Linked DNA regions of Homo sapiens: region 2 is linked to region 1. The links are chromatin loops, found by intact Hi-C in ENCODE. Cell type or tissue: Calu3. All regions are shown on one strand. Links, peaks and the distances in the headings refer to the core of each region. The heading gives the core; the rest is flanking DNA. Region 1 holds the start of LINC00944 (long intergenic non-protein coding RNA 944). Region 2 overlaps LOC100996671 (a long non-coding RNA gene).

What was found. Hi-C counts contacts between places; a loop is a spot of excess contacts. Peaks named below come from ENCODE experiments on the same cell type or tissue, not always from the same donor. Only the 100,000 strongest peaks of a DNase experiment are listed, where the experiment ranks them.
Region 2: it touches region 1 in a loop (2.7-fold over the local background); 2 of 110 quality-filtered maps call a loop at or near these places.

The regions. Positions count from the first base shown.
Region 1 is chr12:126,767,854-126,776,609 of GRCh38, reverse strand. LINC00944 (long intergenic non-protein coding RNA 944) reads left to right here and starts at 4,348. Exons shown (of 5, transcript NR_033878.1): 1 at 4,348-4,531. RefSeq lists enhancers at 4,020-4,099, 3,575-4,774. In Calu3, for the core only: no CTCF peak of the experiment used is centred there; a DNase peak (open chromatin) is centred at 4,189.
Region 2 is chr12:126,664,104-126,672,859 of GRCh38, reverse strand. All of the region lies in intron 1 of LOC100996671 (a long non-coding RNA gene), which reads left to right. Among named protein-coding and RNA genes, the nearest start is that of LINC02824, 22 kb to the left of the region's middle. In Calu3, for the core only: no CTCF peak of the experiment used is centred there; DNase peaks (open chromatin) are centred at 4,099 and 5,329.

The DNA.
Region 1 (8,756 bases), core at 534-8,533:
AGGAAAATTAGGCACGTGGACACACTGAAATGTGAGGAAGGCAAAATGTATTAAAAGAAAGCTCTCAGCAAAAAAAAGGGGGTCCCTGCCAACAAGCTCCCACCTCACAGATTGAATACCAGGCCACCACACATGAGCTGAAGAGGCCAAGCTCCTCCCACTGCATAAGGCGTGAATTTACAGTGGCTCCCCTCGCTTCTCCCAGTGGGCAGGTGGGCCCTTAGTCTGAGCCACTCCACATTGCTTTATTCCCTTACTGTGCATAGGTTCAGGGATGAAATTTTTCACTGTGGGCATCTTTAGGCAAGCTGCCTGTGCACAATGACCTGGGCCACATTTGGCTGTCTCCCAGCTCTATCGATAACGATCTTTCTTATGACTGGTAGAAGTGACTTTATATTTTTACATAGCCAGCATATCTGGGAGTGAACAATAATAATGATTGAAAATGAACAGATGCTTTCAGCACCTGCACTTTCTCAGTTGCCAAATCTACAACAGTTCCTCACAAAAACAACTCTCCCTCATGTGCCGCTTATTTGATTTCATCAACATTATTATGGCACAACCAGAGACACTAAACACTGGCCAGACATTTTTTTTTAGTTTGTTTGTTTTTTGCCCTGTCTGTCTGAAAACATCCCAGGATTGTCTCCAGCATAGGACAGCACACACGTCTTCTTACACTGTTCCTTAAATACAAATTTTTTTTTTTTGAGATGGAGTCTCGCTCTGTTGCCCAGTCTGGAGTGCAGTGGCATGATCTCAGCTCACTGCAACCTCCGCCTCCTGGATTCAAGCAATTGTCCTGCCTCAGCCTCCCGAGTAGCTGGGACCACAGGCATCTGGCACCATGTCTGGCTAATTTTTGTATTTTTAGTGGAGACGGGGTTTCACCATGTTCCACGATGGTCTCGATCTCTTGACCTCATGATTGCACCCGCCTTGGCCTCCTAAAGTGCTGGGATTACAGGCATGAGCCACCGCACCTAGCCAATACAACTTTTAAGAATAGTCCATCTGCATTTATTCTTATTACCCACCACCCTGGATGAAAACTCTTACCTAGAATCACATGGACACATCATAAATGCTGGTTATTTCTATTTAAGTCTCTCCATAAAAAAGATGAGCTCATTCTGGTTGACTTAAGAAATACTGCAGCCAGGAACTTTGGGATGCCGAGGCAGGCGGATCACAAGGTCAGGAGTTCAAGACTAGATTGGCCAATATGGTGAAACCCCATCTCTACTAAAAATACAAAAATAATTAGCTGGGCATGGTGGAACATGCCTGAAATCCCAGCTACTTGGGAGGCTGGGGCAGGATAATTACTTGAGCCTGGGAGGCGGAGGTTGCAGTGAGCCGAGATCGCACCACTGCACTCCAGCCTGGGCAGAAAAGCAAGACTCCATCTCGGAAAAAAAAAAAAAAAGAAATACTTCAACAACCTCTGTCAATATACACAGTGAGCAGGCAGTCACATCTGGGAAACTATTATTTGGGGCTCTAGAGGTAAATGTTTATGCGTTTATCTGGGACTGGCGTTGGGATATTTTGATCGAGATGTTACTGTTTATTATTGATTTTCCTTAGAATATCCTATATATCTACAAGCAATTACATGGTTATGCACCCTTTTTTGCACCATTTTTACATAAGTAATACATACTATACATGCCATTCTAAATTTAGATTATTTGGTTTTGGACTTGAAGGGAAAGAAGAGCTCTGGAAGTTTTGACACTGGGATTTAAATGCTCAAGTCCAGAAGAGGGATGGTTGGCTTTTGCTAGCAAACCATTGGCCAGACATAGTCACAAGGTCATCTTTGGAATTAATGAGGCCAGCAAGTGAAAGTCTATCATGTCTACTGCTAGAAGAGGCAACTGGGGAGTAGGGAGGTCACAGAGGTATGAAGTGGAGGCATCAGGTTTCACCAGCTGCTCAGTGAGACACTGGATCCCAGGTGGGGCAGAGTCTACGTAGAACCCAGTCATTTATTCACTGACTTTCCATTCATTCATTCGGTGTCCCCAGCCTCGTGCATGACATAGTTGCACATCCAGTGGGAACATAAAAAAAGCAGAGTTATATAAGGACCCTCAAATTACTTTCAAAAACAGATCATTAGAATGTGAAACATTCCCCCCTCTTGTCTTTACAAGTTTGCACCACATGAGCCTTTTTAACTGAAGAATTTTAACTTTCTAGAAGACAGATTGGCCTATCCAAGAGAGAGCAATCACTACTGAGGTCATGGCCATATATTCATGCATTGGGGTTGCTGGTTGGCTGGGCTCTCAGGGGTGGTCAAGAGGTTCCCTTTATTCTGAACCCCCTGTAGGGCGTGCTAGTCTTCAATGGAGAAGTTGCAGCTGGGATCAGAGACCCTCCTGGCAATTGCATGATTCACATCTCAGCAATAACATCTTGATGCATAAAGAAGAACACTGTACTTACAATCCCCGGAGGCAGAGGAGTAGACACACAATTACATGGCAGGGGCTTAGTTCATGATTAGGATGGCAAAGATCAGGCCCGGGATGGGCTGGCTGTATAACGCTAAATCAAAGAGGGCTCAGATTTATGAAACCAATAAATAAATGAGGCCCCAGACATCTGTCTGGAGTTGCTTGGGGAAATTCATTGATTTCAGAAAAAGGTATATATTAATAGTTTAAAAACATAAGAATAAAAATCACAGAGTTCATATCTTCAGCCTGAATATTTCTTCCTACTTCAAGATTCCTCCATCCAACTACCAATACCTGTCTCCAGTTAGATATCTACTATGCATCTTTAAATTAATATGTCTGAAACTAAACTCCTGTGTGCCACCACCACAATCTGCATGAACGAACAGATGAATGAATGAATGAATGAATGAATGAATGAATGAATGACTTACCATGACCATCAGAATCAAGGCACCTTGGTATAATATCTCTTTCCTTCCTTACAGCTGAAAATTTAGCTCTTGTCTTTGAAGATTCACTTCTGCCTCTCTCTAGCCCTGAATTGGTCTCTCTAGCAACATGTGTCTCCCCTCTGAATTCCTGTATGGATTTCAGACTAATGGCAGCCAAACCAGTGCCTGCACCCTTCCAGATTGTTTCTTCTAATTTAGTCCTCTGCTGGTGGTCTCCATGCACTCTCCTTTGCATATTCATCTGCAGGTCATCTTCACACATTCTTATCAGCCTAGGAGTCTTCTGTGCAGTGGTCTCTTCCTGCCACATCTCCCCTCTCCCCAGGAGATTAGAATGGCAAAGCCACACTCTATGGGATCTCAAGAACCCAAGTGTGAGATTTGCTTTCAGTATTTAGCAGAATTGGTGTTTCTGGGGCGGCAATCTCCTCCTGGAGATGTGTTAATCATTTACAGAATAGCCTGGACTAGTGTATGGGCCCTGCCCTTAGAGCCAATGCCACATTTATTTTTATTTTGCGAGATCTGCACTGACATGAAAACCGAAAATTCTATTGACGTTTCCTGTTCAACCTAAAAGCTAAATCCAGTTCATCACTGAAATCCCACAATGCCCTGAGACAAATAGTGCTTTAAAATATGTGGTGATTTTTAGGTCAGGTGCGGTGTAATCCCACACCTGTAATCCCAGCACTTTGGGAGGCCGAGGCGGGTGGATCACGAGGTCAGGAGGTTGAGATCAGCCTGATCAATATGGTGAAACCCCATCTCTACTAAAAATACAAACATTAGCCAGCGCCTGTAATCCCAGCTACTCAGGAGGCTGAGGCAGAAGAATGGCACGAACCCGGGAGGCGGAGGCTGCAATGAGCCAAGGTCGCGCCATTGCATTCCAACCTGGGCAACAGAACGAGACTCCGTCTCTAAGAAAAAAAAAAAAAAAAAGTGGTGATTTTTTTAAAAAGGAGTGGTTCATTCAGTTAAATGGGAAGAGTTGTAATGAGGGACTAAGTGGCTAAGTTGGCTGGACTTCCTGGGTCAATAGGGACTTCCCTAAGGGGACTTTCCCCTAAGCCAAAATGAGTCATAGCTGAAAGCTAAGGGATGGAAACTTCAACCAATCAAAGGGGACTTTCCCCTAAGACAAACTGACTCATAGCTGCAAGCTAAGTGGTTGAAACTTGAACCAGTCATATAGGGAGTTTAAGCTCTAGCTTCAGCCTGATGTTTTTAACCAACTAGGCCCGCCAACCCACAAGCAGATAGAAAATAAGCTGATTCTATAGGACAGAAAAAGGAAGAGGGCAGGGGTCATAAGGGGATGTAAGCATAAGATACCCAAGCCAGAAACAGCAACCCTTCCAGGTCCCCTTCCCCCACGTGGAAGCTTTCCTTTCACTTTCGCTTTAATAAATCTTGCCGCAGCACACTCTCTAATCGAGCTGTAACACTCGCCACTGCCGTCCACGGCTTCATTCCTTGAAGCCGTGAGACCACGAACCCTTCGATTGAGAAGAACCTTCGGTCGGAAGAAGACTTCTCGTCTCAGTAACAATAACAAGAAAAACAGCCTAGACTAGACGCACATCAGGAAGACAGGTAGTAACAAAATATTTTGTTGTTTGTACTTTTAGTGTTGTCTCTAAGACAGCTTTGCCTAACCCAGGCAACAAAAATTTAATCCTATACTTTCATCTAAGAGTATTACAATTTTAACTCTTTAATTGAGGTCTGTGGATCATTTGGAGTTAATTTTTGTGTGTGGTGTAAGGAAGGGATCCAAAACATACTTGTCAGCAGCAGTTGTGGAAAAGACTATTTTTCCTATTTTTTTCCTCATTCAACTGTCTGGAATTTTTGTTGAATATCAATTGACTATAAATGTAACGGTACGTTTTACGGCTCTCAAGTCTATTCCACTGGTCTGTGTGTCATTTTTTTATACCAATACCACACTCTTTAATTATTGTGCCCGGGTAATGTCTGACATTGGAAAGTGTGAGTCCTCTAAATGTGTTATTTTTCTCAACTGTTTTGGATGTTCTAAGTCCCCTGTGTTTCAATATGAATTTTATGATAGGCTTCTCAATTTATACAACAAATCCAGCCAGAATTTTGATAGGGACCACATTGAATCTATAGATCAATTTGAGGAGTACTGCCATCTGAACAATATTGTCTTCCAATCCACAAACATGAATTTTTTTCCATTTATTTAAATCTTCTTTAATTCTTTTCAACAATGTTTTCTAGTGCTACATGCATAGGTTTTGCACTTCCTTTTAAGAATTTATTCCTAAATATCATATTATTTCTGAGTGCTATTATAAATATAATTACATATTTTCTTAAAATCATTTTTGGATTGCTTACTTTTAGCATATAGAATTTCAATTTATTTTTGTATATTGATCTTGTATCTTGAAACTTTGTCCAACTAATTATTAGTTTTAATAGGTTTTAAGTGGATTTCTTAAGATGTTCCATACACAAGGTCATATCATGTTTGAATATAAATAGACTTACTTCTTTATTTCCAAACTGGATGCTATTTATTTATTTTTCTGGCCTAATTATCTTGGATAATTTCAGGAAAATTTTGAATAGAAGTTATAAGAGTAGACATTCATGTCTTATTCCTGATCTTAAGAGAAAATAACTCAGTCTTTTACTATTAACTATAATGACAGCTGTGGAGTTTTTTGTAGATGTCCTTTACCTTCTATTTCCAATTTATTGAGTGGTTTTTTAAAAATGTATATGAAAAGGTGTTGGATTTTGTTAAATGCTTTTTCTGGGTATACTGAGATGGTTATGTGGTTTTTGTTATTTATTCTAATAATGTGGTATTTAGATGGGGGTCTTTAACTGCTGGCTGAAGACTCTCCAAAGCTTGTTTTCCTTCTTCCAGAGTGATCTATAGTATTCAATACAGTGGTTTTCATTTGTCCTGTGCATCTGATCATAATGAACAGAACCTCTCTACTGATCACTGAAGAACCTATAGCATGAGTGAGAAATAAACCTTATTGTTTCAAACCACTGAGGTTCTGAGGTTGTTTGTTAGGTAGGTGCCTTTAAAATATGTCCACAAATTTTTCTTTAACAAACCCTCCCTTATCATGTTAAGTCTATTTCCCCTCTCAGTGAGTGAGAGTCCAAATGAGTTACTCACAGAAGTAATTTACAAACAGAAGTAATAATATATGGTGATATGGTTTGGCTGTGTTCCCACCCAAATCTCATCTTGAATTCCCATGTGTTGTGGGAGAGATGCAGTGGGAGATAATTGAATCATGGGGGGAAATTTTTCCCATGCTGTTCTCCTGATAGTGAGTAAGTGTCATGAGATCTGACCGTTTTATAAAGAGGAGTTTCCCTGAAGAAGCTCTCTTTCTCTTTGCCTGCTGCCATGCACGTAAGACGTGACTTGCTCCTCCTTGCCTTCTGCCATGATTGTGAGGCTTCCCCAGCCATGTGGAAATGTAAGTCCAATTAAACTTCTCTCTTTTGTAAATTAGCTGGTCTCAGGTATGTCTTTATTAGCAGTATGAAAACAAACTACTACATATGGCTTTTGGGCTAAGTCATGAAAATAAAAGGCATTGTTCTCTCTCATCACTTACTCTAGGAAAATCTGGCCGTATTTCAGCAAGACACTCAAACCCATGTAGCCAAAACAAAACAAACAACAACAACAACAACAACAAATGCATACTCCTATCAAAAGCCAGTGAAGAACTGAACCCTCCTGCCAAATGCCATGTGCAAAATCAGCTAGGAAGTGAACTCATCATTGATACTATTGAATAAGCATCCCAGACTTAGTAAGGTTGTTTTTGTCCTGGTAGAGATACAAATTACTTCTATTTGATGGAACAGATAACACCCCCCAAAATATGTCATATTGAATATAAGCCAGTTTTTGTATATAACTCATACATCATATATTAATGTTGCTTTTATATATTAGGCTTTAAAAATGTTCTTTAAGCCAGTCCTACCATGTTACTGGTTCTCTAAGTAGTAATTAAAAGAAAATTTATACAGGTTTAATTTTATGTATTTTTAGAGTCATAATTTTATGATTTAGAAAATTATACTTCATGAGCTACTTGCATAAATTAAACAAAATTAATCCCTATCACTTATTTAAATATAAGACTAGGAGCTATTTCCCCTGTCAAGATTGTGTTTTTAAAGTAGTACTGTTTTGAGTAATTTACTTGATGCCAACCCTGTCCCTTGACAGTGTTATTCACTTCAACACAGCTGCAACTCTCTAAAAGAGACATCAGTATTGCCCAAGTTCCTATGATAAACTGGGCTCTGAAATGTTCAGTAACTCGCCCAAGTTCTCACACTTCGTTAAGTAGCAGAACCAGGATTAACCACTAGCTATAACACCAAAGTCCATGTACTTTTCATTAAGCCATGATGCCTCTGAAAATTAGCCAGATCTGAGTTTTTGCTTTCATGGAAGAATAGAGAATCAGCCTGGCGTGGTGGCTTACGCCTATAATCCCAGCACTTTGGGAGGCCGAGGCAGGTGAATCACTTGAGGTGAGGAGTTCGAAACCAGCCTGCCCAACATGGTGAAACCCAGTGTCTACTAAGAATACAAATATACAAATAAGCCTGGCATGGTGGTGCACGCCTGTAATACCAGCTATTTGGGAGGCTGAGGCAGGAGAATCACTTGAACCTAGGAGGTGGAGGTTGCAGTGAGCTGAGATTGTGCCACTGCCCTCCGGCCTGGGCGATGAAGCAAGACTGTCTCAAAAAAAAAAAAAAGACAAAAAACAAACAAACAAAAAAGAATAGAGAATCAGCAGAGACTGACTTGGGTGGGATTCCACCATTTGCATTTTCTCACTGCCCTGAAGTGGTGAGAATTAACACAGGACACATGCATCTCGTGTATGACCGATATCACTAAGCAATCTGACAGATTTCCTGTTTGTTAAAACTGTTCTCAACATGAAACCACGACCAATCAAAAGTGGATGAAAACAATTTTCTTCCTCACTCTAGAGTCTCAAAATTATTGCGGTTTCCTCTTGGGAACAGAATGACATTTCAGGTCTCTATAATTCTCCAGCTTAGGCTAAACTCTGATTTTCAGATTCAGGTTAAAAAAGAATATTCAGATTTTGAAGATTGTTTTTCAGATTGAAGTAGCCCTAAAATAGTCTGTAATATTTTGACTTTGACATTTTCCCCTAGACCATTAAACTCTAACTCAAAAAATCATGTCCATTGTATCTGCCATGTGATTCTGAGTCACAGTATAATTCTGACAGATATTTCCCAAATTCAGGGCAAAGTAACTTAGATTTTATATTTACAGGGAGATCAGGAGCTCCAGACATTCTGCTTCTATGCAAAATTATTATTAGTTATGGCTCCTTGATAATTAGGGAGAGAGGTCAGGCATGGTGGCTCACACATGTAATCCTAGCACTTTGGGAGGCTGAGGTGGGCAGATCACTTGAGGTCAGGAGTTCAAGATCAGCCTGGCCAACATGGTGAAACCCTGTCTCTACTAAAAATATAAAAATTAGCCAGGTGTGTTGGTGCACGCTTGTAAACCCAGCTACATGGTAGGCTGAGGCAGGAGAATGACTTGAACCCAGGAGGCAGAGGTTGCGGTGAGCAGAGATCATGCCATCGCACTCCAGCCTGGGAGACAAGGGCGAAACTCTGTCTCAACCACAACAACAAAAAACAAACAAACAAACAAAATAAATAAATAAATAAAAGCAAAACTCCATCTCACAGAAAGAAAAAAAACAAAAAGAAAAAATAAATATATAATTAGGGA
Region 2 (8,756 bases), core at 349-8,348, 100 kb after region 1:
GATCTGAAGAGACTTCTCCAAGAAGACATACAAATGGCCAACAGGTGTATAAAAAAATCCTCATCACTTATGATCGAGAAATGCAAATCACCGCTGTAGTGAGATATCATCTCACTCCAGTTGAAATGGCTTTTATCCAAAAGGTAATAAGTTCTGGTGAGGATATACAGTGTTGTTGAGAATGGAAATTAATACAACCACTATGGAGAAGAGTATGAAGGTTCCTCAAAAAACTAATAATAGAACTACTACATGATCCAGGAATCCCACTCCTGGGTATATCTATAAAAGAGAGGAAATTCATATATTCCAGAGATAGCTGCACTTCCATGTTTATTTTAGCACTATTCACAGTATTTACACTATTCTAAGATTTGGAATCAACCTAAGTGTCTATCAGTGGATGAATAAATAAAGAAAATGTGGTACATTACACAATGGAGTATTATTCAACCTCTGAAAAGGATGAAATCCTGCTATTTGCAACAACATGGATGGAACTAGAGGAAATTAAGTAAAATAAGTTGGGGACAGAAAGACAAATATTGCATGTTCTCACTCATACGTTGGAGCAAAGAAAAGTTGATTTTATGGAGGTGGAGAGTAGAATGCTGGTAGCCAGAGGCTGGGAAGGGTTTTTGGGGGGACATAAACATGCAGTTAGAAGGAATAAGTTCTAATGTTTGATAGCAGAATAAGGTGACAATATTTAACAACACTATATTGCATATTTTAAAATAGCTAGAAAAGAAAACTTGAAATGTTCCCAACACATAGAAACAATACATATTTGAAATGATGGAGACCCCAGATATCCTGACTTGATCATTACATTTAACAAAATATCACATGTACCCCATAAATATGAACACATATTATGTCTATAAAACACTAAAAAATAATTTCCCAGTAAACTAATATCAAGCAGAGCCACTCTGTGATTCCGATAGACTAAGATGATAACTAGACCACTTTAAAATCATGTCTGAATTCTCAAAAATATAAGGATAGTAAAGAACCTACAAAAACAACCAAACATCCCTTTATTTTCCTGAATGATATGAGTGAATACAGTTTTTTCTTAATTATAGGCTTACCTTTGATCTGGCATTTCTGCCTTTTAGATAGACATATGAACATGTCCAGTTGTAGAATTAACCTTGCTTTCAGAAAGCATTTTATTCAAAGCCTCACTTCACGGAACCTACCCAAAAATCATCTGAAAGAAGAAAGCCCAAATCCTAGAATGACCTGTTTCTAATACAGTCTTCTTGAGTCACCTAATGGTTCCCATGGTGCTCACCCTGTCTTGTTGCCACAAGGCAATTAACCCAACTTTGCTAAGCTACAAGTTTGTCCCTGCATGTCTTTCATTGAAGGGTATTGGTGCCATTCTCACTAGAGTGGGCCCTGCTCTGTGCTGACCCTCTCCTCAGTGTGAGACCCTGCACCCCTTTAGCATCAGCTACTGACTCCCACTGGATGGGAAGCTCCACATGAGCAGGGCTGTTAGCATCTGAATTTGATAGAAGAGAAAACTAGACCCAGAGAGGTAAAGTAACTGCCCACACCCATGCAGCTGTAGGTGGCTGGGAGTCCAACCCAGCCTCCTGCCTTCCCAGCTCCAGGACCTGAATTCTTTCATTGCATTCTTTTTAACCAGAAAGTTTGCCTTTTTTTTTTTTCCCCAGGGTCTTCTCCATCACCCAGGCTAAATAGAGCACAGTGGTACAATTAAGGGTCACTGCACCCTGACCTCCCAGGGTTCATGCCTACCTCCCACTTCAGCCTTCCGCCTAGCTAGGACCACAGGAATGCACCATCACACCCGGCTAATTTTTGTATTTTTTATAGAGACAGAGTCTCCCCGTGTTGTCCAGGATGGTCTCCAACTCCTGGGCTCAAGCGTTCCTCCCAAAGTGCTGGGATTGCAGGCATGAGCCATCATGCCTAGCCAAAAATTTGCTTTTACCCAAATTGCTCAAACCTACCTGGTTTTCTGAGTCACATTGGGCACTTATTAAAAGTACTTATTCCTGGGTACCACCCTGGACTTATATGACTCTCCCAGTGAGAAGCCTGGCATCTTTACATTTACCAACATCATCAGGTCATTATTTTTTACCAGTCAGGTTTAGAAAGCTTTATTTGGATAACACAACATGTGTAGAGGTAAGACACCTGCCAAATTAAGTTCACCAGGCTTTATTGAAGATAAAATCTAATCAGCCATCTCCTCAGTGAGAAGTAAACTTTTATTGAAAGATACTTTCTTGTTTTTTCTGCTTCTCACTAATTCTTCCATAAAAATTATAAGGAAATAAGAATAAAAAGCTGAGAGGCAGAAGTATTTACCACTTACCATTCATTCAGGGCAATAGGCACTTTCAAAGAGGACAGGAAAGAAGAAAACAAAATTCTGTCCAACATAAAGCTTTCCCTGCTGTGAAAGGCAGCACAGTGGCAAATCTGATTGGTTTGGATCTGGTCACATTTCAAGGGCTGCATTCATAAAATACTACATTGACAAACATAATGAACTTTAATGGTGTCTCCCTTCACTAAAGGAAATCAAGGACATGCAGAGAAAAATCAGGAAACTTCCCTGCAATGAATGATTGGGTTCTAGGTGGAGATAAAGTGGACTTGGTTATATGTTCAAGAATATTGAAGATTTCTCCATCTTTCCACTCTCTGGACTGAGGGCAGGCTGAAACATTATAAAATAGGTTATTTTGGCTGTGTGCAGTGGTTTATGCCTATAATCCAAGCACCACGCGAAGCTGAGGCAGGTGGATAACTTGAGGCTTGGAGTGACAAGCCTGGCCAACATGTCAAAACCCCATCTCTACTAAAAATACAAAAATTAGCCAGGCATAGTGGCATGTGCCTGTAATCCCAGCTACTCAGGAGGCAGAGACAGGAGAATTGCTTGAACTCAGGAGGCAGAGGTTGCAGTGAGCCAAGATCATGTCACTGCACTCCAGCCTAGGAGACCGAGTGGAAGTCTGTATCAAAAAAAAAAAAAAAATTACTACTAATAAAAAAAAAGGTAACCCAGCTACCTATATGTTAAAGAAACCTGATGAGGGCTGCTTAGCAGATACTCTGACTTTACACAAAAGTGGTTAGGCGATGTCAAACCACTTTGCTTTCAGAAAGTATTTTATTCAAAGCCTCACTTCACGGAACCTACCCAAAAATCATCTGAAAGAAGGAGGCCCAAATCCTAGAACAACTTGTTTCTAATACACCCTTCTTGAGACACGTAATGGTTCCCATGGTGCTCATCCTCTCTTGTTGCCACAAGGCAATTAACCCAACTTTGCTAAGCTACAAGTGTGTCCTGGCATGTCTTTGATTGAAGGGCATTGGGGCCATTCTCACCGGAGTGGATTCAGGGAACCAAAGACCTGGATTTCCTCTCCTCTCATTCTCTGATTTCTTGCAATTAACTCTCACTTTCCAATCTAACCGGATGTTGGAGGGCAAAGAATCTAATTAATGGTGCCAAACCATATTGTTAGCCCTCAAGGGTACAGAGTGGGAGGGAAAATGGTGAAGAGTATTGAAGTGTTGCCAGTGGAGAATATCTGGCACACAACTCGAGGGTCACTGTCTTTGTTTTAGAAAAAGTACTGTGAGCTGTAAAACATTTTCAGTTTTTCCATGACCCCATGACCGGCAACAGAAGGTATCTGGAATAAGAGTGATTCATACTCTAAAGAATACAATAATAAAAATTCCTATAGACCAGCATAGCACCAAACAAACTCTTGTAGCCTTGGGAGGTACTAAGATGAAGAAGGATAATTTCTGGGCATGAGGAGCCTCTCAGAAGGGAACAAGAGTTGATACAGCAGCAACCTGTGTGACCCAGTTACCTAGTACAAGATAGGATAAAGGATGTCTCTGCAGAGGGCTGCATAGTCCAAAGATACCATGTAGGCCATGATACTGTCTAAGTCATTTGAACAGAGATACAACTTTGGAGAGACGCAGTGGCAACCCTAAATCATTATGACAATGGCAATCACAAGTACTAGGCACTCTTGCAAATGCTTTGTATTGACTCATTCACCCATTGCATCAACTCTAGGGTGTGCATTACTGTAACCCCCACCACAGGGAAGTTAATCTTGCTCAAGCCCTCATAAATTGAGTAAGGTCAACATTCCTGAGAGATGAGAGGAGGTTAAAAATAGAGCTTAAGTAGAATTGCAGAATAAAGCAAGATAAAATTATATGTCTTGATTATCTGAATTTGTGGATGGAGTTGTGTGCCTTCCACATACAGATGGTTTTTCCTAGTCTTGATTGCTGCTGGAAGAGATTTCAGGAGGCATCCTAGGCACAATGATGGTTGAGTTTTTGTTTCTGGGTAGCCACCAGTCTGCCTGATCATATAAATACAACATCCTCATGGCAGGTGAGCAGCCTGAGGTCTGAAGGAAAGTAAACTCAGTCCCAATAGATAGGAAATGCTAAGAAGGGCCTAGAATTCAGACACAGAGCTCCTGTGGGGTAGTTCCTGCGTGGTAGATACAGGAAACGACAACCTCTGAGAGTCTTCAACTTCAGCTAAGATCCAACCTTGTGCCTTTTAAGGAGAAGCACCTTAAAGCAGAGATTCCAAAACCTTGCTTTGAAACATTTCAAGGTGTCTCTCATTAAAGGAATGCAATACATATGTAAGTGCTTAATAATTTAAATATATATATTAAATATATATTAAGTATACATGTATATTTAAATATATACTTTAATATACAAATACATATTTTAATGTATATTAATATATATATTTGAATTCGTATTAAGTACTTTTTGAATCACTTTAAATGTCACGAATGAGTGGACAGGATGTCACAAAATTGTCACAGATTGTAGTCAATTCAAATGCTTAGGAATCATGTGTTGCATGACCAAATTTCCTATGACACCAGCATTTTTTCTATAGTAAGAGAGCCTCAATATAGCACATTCGACGTGTTTCTTGTGCACAGACATGGGCTGATTCTTTATTAGCTACACAGGTCAGTGACAGGACCAAGCAACATCAAATCTGTTGACAAACTGAGTGATAAAACAATCATGTCTACTCCTGTTTATTGTATTCTTTAGACATTTAGTAGGTCTGTGGTGGGGATCAATGCTGTGTTTTTCCCCCAACCTCAGAGGTGGCATTGAAGCTCCTGGTCCTTAAAAAGCACTCTGAGCATCGTGGTTCCAGAAGATCCCCTTAGGCCTCATAAGCCAGTATTGCATCACTGTTCACCTTTGGTTCTAAGGGAGGCAGGAAAAGCATTTGGCAAAGAGGAATGGGAAGTCAGGGCTGCAGCAGACCAACCATGACTCAGTCTCTGGGGCTGGGCAAATTACTGTCTGGACAAAAGCAATTTAGCCATAAAGAAAAAACAATGACTATCGGGAAGAAAATTGTTGCTGCCAAGGCAAATGTTCCAGAGAAGCTCGTGTAGGAAAGAAAATGGACTTTCCGAGCATGTTTCATCTCTTAGGAGAGCTCCCTTTGTCTGTCTACTCCCAGTATCCAATATATGAGTTGCAGTTGCCCTTTTATTAACTTCTCTGATTTTTAAAAAACACTTTCAAACATACAGAGAAATTTAAAGGAAACTATAACAAAACTGCATGCACTGCCCAAATTCAATGAAGATTCAGACTTTGCCATATTTCCTTTATTTATTTTGGAACCATTTCAAGAAAAATTACAAACAGCATGATACTTCTACTCTAAATACCTTATCACACATCTCCAAAAAATAAGGAATCTCCTGTATCAGCTAACACTATTTTGATGTTTAACAAAATTAGCAAATTATTCATTTCACCTGGTCCACATTTAAATTTCTCCAATAGTCCCCTAATTGTTTGGTGTAGCAGCTTTTAATGGATCCATGATCCAGTCAAGAATTAACTGATTTCACCTTAACTGTTCTCGTCTCTTCCAGTCTCCTTGCTCCTTATACTTTAGACTATCACTGGGTCCCCTGACCCCCTTCCTTTACTATTCAAACCCCAGATGGATTATTCTCTCAAAATTTATGCTACTTATTTTTCTCTCTTCAAGGGAGTGTCTCACCTTACCACTCAAGGGCACCACTCCAGTGCTACTGAATCTGGAACACCTACCATGTCTTGGATTTGACCTGTGGTTTATCATCTACATTTCCTGTCATTATTCCCTTTGCATGCTCCATTTTACCCATCATTTCTTTCTTCCAAATTTCTATCCATCCTTCAAAGCCTGAATTCCGTGTCTGATGTTTATTTGATTAGCTCAGATCAGAGAAACCCCCCATTTTTAAAATGTAACAACAATCAGTCCCATAAAGTCTTGAACTGAAGTTGTTTCTATGCACATTTGCTCCATCCATTGGCATTCTAAGACCTAGAGGCAGGGTTCCTGTCGAATTAGCTCTATGCTCCTAGTGATTTGGGTAGTCCCTGCTCCATGGTACTTACTAGGTAAATGTTTGGTGAGTGAATGAAGGTGTGAAAATGGTTAAAGACATGCTGATTCCATCTATTAAAGATACTCAAAGTGGCCACTATCCTGAGTACAAGAAAGCTCCTGTGGATGCAAATTCTTCAGGTTGTCTAAATATTTGAGTGACATAGAAAATATAATTCCAAACAGCTTAGGTACACAAGATAATTTGTTGATGTAACTCTTTATTGGAAGAAATGAATTCCGGCAAGGCTGGGATTGGGGCTCACACAAGGATACCAGGATTTGGTCTCCATCTCCTAAGTCTTCCCTTATCCATGTTAACTTCATTGTCAGGCTCCACATGGAATTGAGATGGGATCTGGGAGGGCTGTATCCTCTCAGGTTCAAGTCCTATTAAAAATATGTTTTTCCTCTACACAATAGCCCCAAAAAGTCTTATCTCTCATTTACTCATTAGGTCAGTAACTATTCCTAAAGTACTGTGGTTATGTCAATGAGATGCTTTGATTTCCCTGATATGAGGTACATATTTAATTCCAGAAAAGAATGAGAGCATTCTATGGAAGAAAAATGTTATCACCTTTTTTCCCCCACTGTGTGATAAAGTAAAAGATATCTATTGAAATTAATGAACATTTTAAAAGTTACTAAATCTAGAATAATAGAACAGATATGGATAAATTTGGTTCATTTGGGAACCAACTATGGTTTAGTACAGGAAGAGCAATTAAGTAGCTCTTATTACACCATAACCACTCAGTCTTCCTGACCTGCAGCAGATGTTCCTAGTCAATATTGTCACTTTTCCTTCTAACCCTAGATGCATATTTAGAAAAATCTCAGCACATCTCTGGGCAATGAAATCATTCTTTTGGGACCTGACACATGAACTGAAGTGTAATTGGCATTCTTCGTGGAAGGGGCATGGATTTAAATTGTCGTGAGTTCAAATACCAATCCCACCTAGCACTTACTATACAGGCGAATGTAGATAAGTGATATAACTCTTATAAGTTTTTATTTTTTTGTCATTTTGGAAAGTGGGAAAATTAAATATCTATCCATATATTAAGTGAGTATAGCTAAGTTCATAACCCAGGCAGTGTTAAATACGTGCTATTTTGCCTTCTCCTTCCCAAAAGAGATCCTCTCTGCACTGAGTGGAGCTTGTGGGGTCCTCTCTTTGAGGAATTGAAGGCAAAGAAACCTCAGCCTGTAATCAAGTAGTTATAACTCTCCCTATGAAATTCAAGATTGAGGGTTTCAACTCATCCAAATCACCTTGCACCACCTATCTTTGGACAAATGATAGTCTTGGAAGAACAAATGTGTTTCAGGACACTAAAAAGACTTAATCTATGATTGAAAAAATACTAGCCCACTCAGTACAAAACCTTTGTAAGACTTCACTGGAAAATTTTAACAATGTAATTTGTGACAGGGGGTTGCTGCCTTTAGAGGAGAGGGCATCCTGCATGGAGCTGCTTGGCTTAGGGATCAGCCCTGCCCCCAGGACACTTAAGGCAAATCAATAGCTCCTGGATAAGTTTCTCCTTTAGAGGCTGTTTACACTTATTTTTTTTTCTTTACTCTGAAGACACACAATCAATAAAACATGAGTGATTACCTAGCCTGAACTGAGTATTTATTTCTTATGCATCAAAAGTTTGGAGAAAGCATTTCGATTCCAAAAATTACCTTTTCTTCTTGTCCACTGGGAAGGTGCCCTTGCCTTTGAGCTTACATGTGACTGCACTGGAATTTGGTAATAATGCTCAATCTTTAATAGAAGTGTGAAATGGCATTTCTTTGTTGCATCCAGCTTTTAATTGACAAATAATTTTGAGTATCAACTATTTTGTCGGACCCTCCATTATGTATTAGGGGGTGTATCTGAGAGACTTGGTTCCTGCCTACGTGTGAAATTTGCTATTAAGAGGCAGATGTTAAACCATTTATTTCAAAATCCATCCTTTAATTGCATTTAAGACAATACTTATCAAGTAAAAGTGCACAATGCAATCTAAAGGTATAACTGGGTAAGCTTTTCTTAAATATATATTTTAAAGTTTTTATATAAAATAATTATGTTAAAATGTGTAGTATTTTTATTTTAGTAATGAAGAAAAATTGCACTTTGGGGAATATTTTGTGCTAAAATGACAGAAATCCCAAATAATAATAATTTAAATTAATAACTGTGGAGATGGGCAGTGCTAAGGTCATTTATCAGTGCTGTAATATCAGGTCATGGCATCACCGTGAGCCAGTCCTCTAAACT